Linked DNA regions of Homo sapiens: region 1 is linked to region 2. The links are chromatin loops, found by intact Hi-C in ENCODE. Cell type or tissue: HCT116. All regions are shown on one strand. Each heading gives the region's core, and the rest is flanking DNA. Links, peaks and the distances in the headings are about the cores only.

Evidence for each region. Peaks named below come from ENCODE experiments on the same cell type or tissue, not always from the same donor. Only the 100,000 strongest peaks of a DNase experiment are listed, where the experiment ranks them.
Region 1: it touches region 2 in a loop (9-fold over the local background); 20 of 110 quality-filtered maps call a loop at or near these places.

What each region holds. Positions count from the first base shown.
Region 1 is chr19:50,793,575-50,796,479 of GRCh38, forward strand. It overlaps ACP4 (acid phosphatase 4), which reads left to right. Exons shown (of 11, transcript NM_033068.3): 7 at 110-242; 8 at 314-396; 9 at 883-1,007; 10 at 1,212-1,390; 11 at 1,469-1,645. The coding sequence ends at 1,584. Among named protein-coding and RNA genes, the nearest start is that of SNORD88B, 4.1 kb to the right of the region's middle. RefSeq lists enhancers at 711-770, 861-990 and silencers at 1,461-1,520, 1,771-1,830. In HCT116, for the core only: CTCF peaks have their summits at 1,490 and 1,689; no DNase peak of the experiment used is centred there; H3K27ac peaks cover 2,088 bases.
Region 2 is chr19:51,093,395-51,096,299 of GRCh38, forward strand. No RefSeq gene overlaps it. Among named protein-coding and RNA genes, the nearest start is that of KLK14, 12 kb to the left of the region's middle. In HCT116, for the core only: CTCF peaks have their summits at 1,509 (motif pointing left) and 1,710; a DNase peak (open chromatin) is centred at 1,487.

The DNA.
Region 1 (2,905 bases), core at 86-2,585, 300 kb before region 2:
CAGATCCGGCCCATGGGGGGACTCAGAAGAGCAGGGGGCAGCACAGGCCTGCGGGGCCAGAGGCAAACTCGAGGGCTCAGGATGGTCCATCTGTCCTGTCTCCCCACAGCAAGCCCACGGTCTTCCACTACCAGCCTGGGCCTCCCCAGATGTCCTGCGGACTCTTGCCCAGATCTCGGCTTTGGATATTGGAGCCCACGTGGGCCCACCCCGGGCAGCAGAGAAGGCCCAGCTGACAGGGGGTGAGGTGTGGGTCTGGGAGGCTGGGGTGCCTTCCTCTGGGAGAGTCTAAGCTCTTTTTTCCCATCCTCAGGGATCCTGCTGAATGCTATCCTTGCAAACTTCTCCCGGGTCCAGCGCCTGGGGCTGCCCCTCAAGATGGTCATGTACTCAGCTGTGAGTCCTTGGGAAGCAGTGCCACATGGCACTGAGGCACAGGGATGAGGGTGACAGCGATTTAGGTGAGGAAGAGCCTGTGGTCCCAGTGGATCTCAGCCCACTGCCTGGGGTAACCCGTATCTCCAAACCCTACTCTCAGGCTCTACCATTAGTCTGGAAAGAGGGAGGTGACGGTGTTATGGGAGGAAGAATTTATGAATAAATATAATTCCTTGTTTTCTTTAAGAAACTATGATTGGACTAAGCAGTCTGTCCTTCCGGAGGAGAAAGGCTGCTTAGTCCAATCATATTTTGCACCTACTTGAGCAATCTTTATTAAGTGGCCGCCTGCAAATGTTGGTACTGCCTTCAGGATGGGAGGAAGGAGTAGCTTTGGGGGGTTGGTTCTAAGAAGCCTGGGGGACATCTGGATGCGCAAGTGTAGTGCTCAGGAGAAAGGCCTCCAGAGAGAAGTGCCGTCTCAGCCCTCGGGTCCACCTGCAGCATGACAGCACCCTGCTGGCCCTCCAGGGGGCCCTGGGCCTCTATGATGGACACACCCCGCCATATGCTGCCTGCCTCGGCTTTGAGTTCCGGAAGCACCTGGGGAATCCCGCCAAAGATGGAGGGTGAGAATGGTTTGGTGCCCAGGGACATGGGTGGGACAGAACTCTCAAAGCAAGGGGTGATGTGTCAGGCAGAGGGCATGGCCAGGTGGGGAGCTGCATGGGATGATGCTGGGAGGATGACAGGTGGGAGTCAGAAGCCCTTTTCTCCAGGCTTTAAGATCAATGACAGGAGGGAGGAGGTGCCACCATGTCCTCTCTCTCCAGGAATGTCACCGTCTCCCTCTTCTACCGCAATGACTCCGCCCACCTGCCCCTGCCTCTCAGCCTCCCCGGGTGCCCGGCCCCCTGTCCACTAGGCCGCTTCTACCAGCTGACTGCCCCGGCCCGGCCTCCCGCCCATGGGGTCTCCTGCCATGGCCCCTATGAGGCTGCCATCCCCCCAGGTGACAGTCCTCTGTGTTGGGGTGGGAGTGGAGGGTTGCCAAGTCCTGGCACTCACCCCCCGCGTGTTCTCCCTGCAGCTCCAGTGGTGCCCCTGCTGGCCGGAGCTGTAGCTGTGCTGGTGGCACTCAGCTTGGGGCTGGGCCTGCTGGCCTGGAGACCAGGGTGCCTGCGGGCCTTGGGGGGCCCCGTGTGAGCCAGAAACCAGGGCTTCCCTACCCCCAGCTGACACTGGACCCCAACATGTATGCTCAGTAGCTGCTCTGGCTTCTGTGACTTACTGTGCGCCTGTGTGCATGGGGAGCGAGGGCTGTGTGGAGTCTCCGGCCTGGAAACTAGTTTGTGTGTGCATGTGTCTGTGTGACGGTGGCATGAGTGTGCATGCATACGTGTCACATGTGTGAACAGTTTCTGCACTTAGACGCGTGCACAGGTGGTCTGTACGTACATGCTGGTAAAAAACATGTCTGTGACACACATTCAAGCACAAATGTACCCATGTCTGAACAAGCAGGCATGCCTGCATGGCACTTTTCTTGTAGAGACAAGGTCTTTGTGGCCCAGGCTGGAGTACTGGCATGAGCATAGCTCACTGCAGCTTTGAACTCCTGTCTCAAGTGACCCTCCTGTTTCAGCTTCTACAGGCGTGCACAATGCCTGGTTAATTTTGTTTTCTTGGTATGTTGGCCAGGTTGGTCTCAAATTCCTGGCCTCAAGCAATCCTCCTGCCATGGCCTCCCAAAGCACTGGGATTACAGGTGTGAGCCACCACACCCAGGTGGTATGTTTATGCACCTTTCCATATGAGCACTGGAAGCAGGTAGGCTGGCTGAGGACATGGTGGACCCTGTACGTACCTCCACTTGCAGCTTGTGACAAGGCCTTACTCAGTGAGCCTCAATGTGGACCATGTGCTCTGTGGAGACCAGGCTCACAGGAGTTGGACCCTCAAGTCTGGTTATTTGGTGACCTCCATAGCTCTCAATGCAACCATGAACTTGGGTAGAGTCAGAGGGATCTGGCAGCAGACCTGAGAAAGGTGCACGATTCAAAGCCTGGTTTCCGAGGCTGTGCGCCTCTGGGCAAGTGATAGGCCCTGATGTGTCTCACTTGGCAGAACCACGACTCTAACCCAGTGGACTCCACAACTCCAAAAATTAACTTCCTAGGGACAGGTAGAGAGCAGGGAAAACCGATGACACTCTCGGCTGTGCACTGTAACTGCTACAAGTAATGTGGAGGCGCTGGCCAATACAGTAGCCATGACCATGTATGGCTATTTAAATTTAGGTTAAATAAAATGGAGTGTTCAGCTCCCAACCATCACATGGGCCACACATCCACCACTGCAATCATTTCTCAGATGCTGATGAGAGCTACTCCTCCCACACTCATGCAGCAGCAGGCGCTGTGGAGCACCTGCACGGGTGCCCTTTGAGCCCCTGGCCCCCCAAGGGGAGGCTCCCATAGTGTGGCCTAGAGCAGAGCGCCCGCCCCTCCCAGGCCTTGCCCCACAC
Region 2 (2,905 bases), core at 277-2,776:
CCAAGCCTTCCTCCTCCAGCAAAAGAATTTCCCGGGTTTACCATGGCCACCGGCATATGTGGCGAACATCTTTTTTGTTTGTTTTTGTTCAGTCTGCCTGGAAGAAATGTCTCTTGGATTTACACTGCCTTTGAGAACACGTAGGGCTCTTCGCCCTTAGGAAACACACCCTCAGCATTGAATAGGGTTCCCAGCTCTTGGTGAGGACTTCTTAAATGGCCCTCACATCCATTCTCACCATCCTGACACCCTCGCCACTGCCCCAGTTTTGGCTACCAAATCCATTCCCAGACCTTTGTCCCAGCCCTCTCCCTGGCCTCCTGGCTGAGTCTTCCCTACTCCAGTCCTTCCTGGACACGGCCCCAGAGGGATCTTTCTGACACCCAGAGCCGGCCCTGTCTGCTCTCGCCCTCCCTAAGTGCCCCATCCCGGCCAGAAGAATTCCAGTGCTTTATGGAGGGCTGGCCACCCCCTCCACCATCCTGCACAGGGAGGAGCGGCAAAGCCTCGCAGGGACTTGGGGCTCCCATGCCTGCAGGCCTCTGTGCCTGCCATTCTCTCTGCCTTGCACATTTGTCCCCATCTCGCCCTTTCCTGTGCTCATTCTTACTCATCTCCAGCTCCCGGTTTACACATTACCTCTTTCAGGAAGCGTTCCATGACGCACCGCACTGAGTTAGAAGCCCCACCTCAGGCCTCCCCTGTGTCCCTCCTAAGCCCCACGGTGGCACATATCCCTCCGGATCTTGACTTGCCAGTATCCCTGCCCGCCTCCGCTGGCAGACAGGGAGCCCATTGAGGGCAGGGACTGGGGCTGACTCAGCTGCATTGCCCCACCGCCCTGCGCAGGGCCCGCCAGCTCCAAGGAGGCGTCAGGAAATGTTTGCTGCATGAATAAAGGGGTGATCAGTATCCCTCCTTTACTCAAATATCCTCCATGGCTTCTGCAGTGCTTAGAAACAAAGCCAAGCCAAAGTCGCTTCTCCCTCTCACCTCTCTCCTCCACCTGCCCCCTCTCCTTTTTCCCTCAATCTCAGAGTCTGCACTTGCTGTTTCCTGCCAGGAACACTTTCCCAGAGACCCTCCACCCCTGTGCTCTCTGCCTCACCCTGCACCTTTCCCTGAATATCTCCTCCTTGAAGCCTCCCCGTCCCTCCTACTTAAATAGAAGCGATTATCACGATCCAACATACCATATATTTGACTTATTTTTCTCGTTTTTTTTTTTTTTTTTTTGTATCTCCCTTGAGGGCATGGTTTTGTTCTGTTCACTGCTGTCACAAATCACCTGCTCAAAAAGTATTTGTTGAGTGGATGACACAGGGGTCTTGAGGTCAAGGAGTGTCTGGTGTTTATACGGGGCCTTAAGATCTCTGCCAACCTGTGTCTCTCACCCTTAAGGACTGGCTCAGAGACCAGCGGGCAGGTGGGCAGAGACAGCTGAGCTCCCAGTCGGGGCTGGGGAGGGGGAGACCTGGCTTTGATGTCAATGACCACCGGATGCACAGGCGAGGTCACAGCGACCCCTTGTGGCCAGAGACGAAAAGAGCACCTCCCCCCCGCCCCGCTTTTTTTTTTTTTTTTCTTTTTTTTTTTTGAAACGGAGCCTGGCTCTGTCGCCCAGGCTGGAGTGCAGTGGCCAGATCTCGAGATCTTGGCTCACTGCAACCTCTGCCTCCAGGGTTCAAGCCTCAGCCTCCTGGGTAGCTGGGATTACAGGCACCTGCCACCCCGCCTGGCTAATTTTTGTATTTTTCGTAGAGGCAGGGTTCCATCTCAAATTCCTGATCTCAAGTGATCTGCCTGCCTCAGCCTCCCAAAGTGCTGGGATTTCAGGCGTGAGCCACCACACCTAGCACCCCCAGCTCTTCAGAGACCCCCATGAGGAAGGCCGCAAGCCCAGGCTAAGAGGGACGGCGAGCACTCACTAAATGCCAGGCGCTCTTCTAAGCACTGATATGTATTTTTAACAATAACCACAGGACGGAAGTACCATTCCTCCCCACACTGTACAGCCAAAGAACCTGCTCAAGGTCACACAGCATTCCCGGCAGAGCTTGGTTCTGAACTCAGGCAGTCTGGGTCTAGGAAGCACATTGCAAACCTGCGCGGTCCAGTGGAGTGCCCACAGGTCCCATGTGGCAGCCGAACTGTGGGGAGTCTGGATTGAGATGGGCCGAAAGTGTAACATACACACCGAATTTTGAAAACTCTATATGAAAAAACATGTATAAAACATCTCGCTTAAGTTTTAACAAACTGATTACATATTAAAATTATAATATTTTGTATAAGTGGGTCAAATAAATTTATTAAAATATCACTTGTGTCCCTTCTCTAAAAATACGGCTATGAAAATATTCTAAATTATACATACGGTTTGCATTTTCGATTGGAGAGTGCCTTAAACCACAAAAGAAATCTAATCCACTGCCCACCCCACCCCATGCACAGGGACAAACTCCAATGAACAGAAGGGAAAAGGTCCCTTACCCAAAGCCACACAGTAAATCACTGGCACGTCAGCAATAGGAACCTAGGTCCCCTGGCTTCCAGCAGGTAGCCCAGCAAAAGTGTCCAGAGCTCCAGCTCCTTTGCTGATTTGCTGCAGTGTGGCCCTGGGCAACTTACTTCACCTCTCTGGGCTGTAATTTCATCCTTTATGAAATTGGTGCTGAAGGAACCAACCCAAATGCCCATCAATCAACGAGTGGATAAAGAAACTGTGGTGTATACGTATACGATGGACTACTACTCGGCCATAAAAAGGAATGAATTAACAGCATTTGCAATGACCTGGATGAGATTGGAGACTATTATTTTAAGTGAAATAACTCAGGAATGGAAAACCGAACATCCTATGTTCTCACTGATATGTGGGAGCTAAGCTATGAGGGTGCAAAGG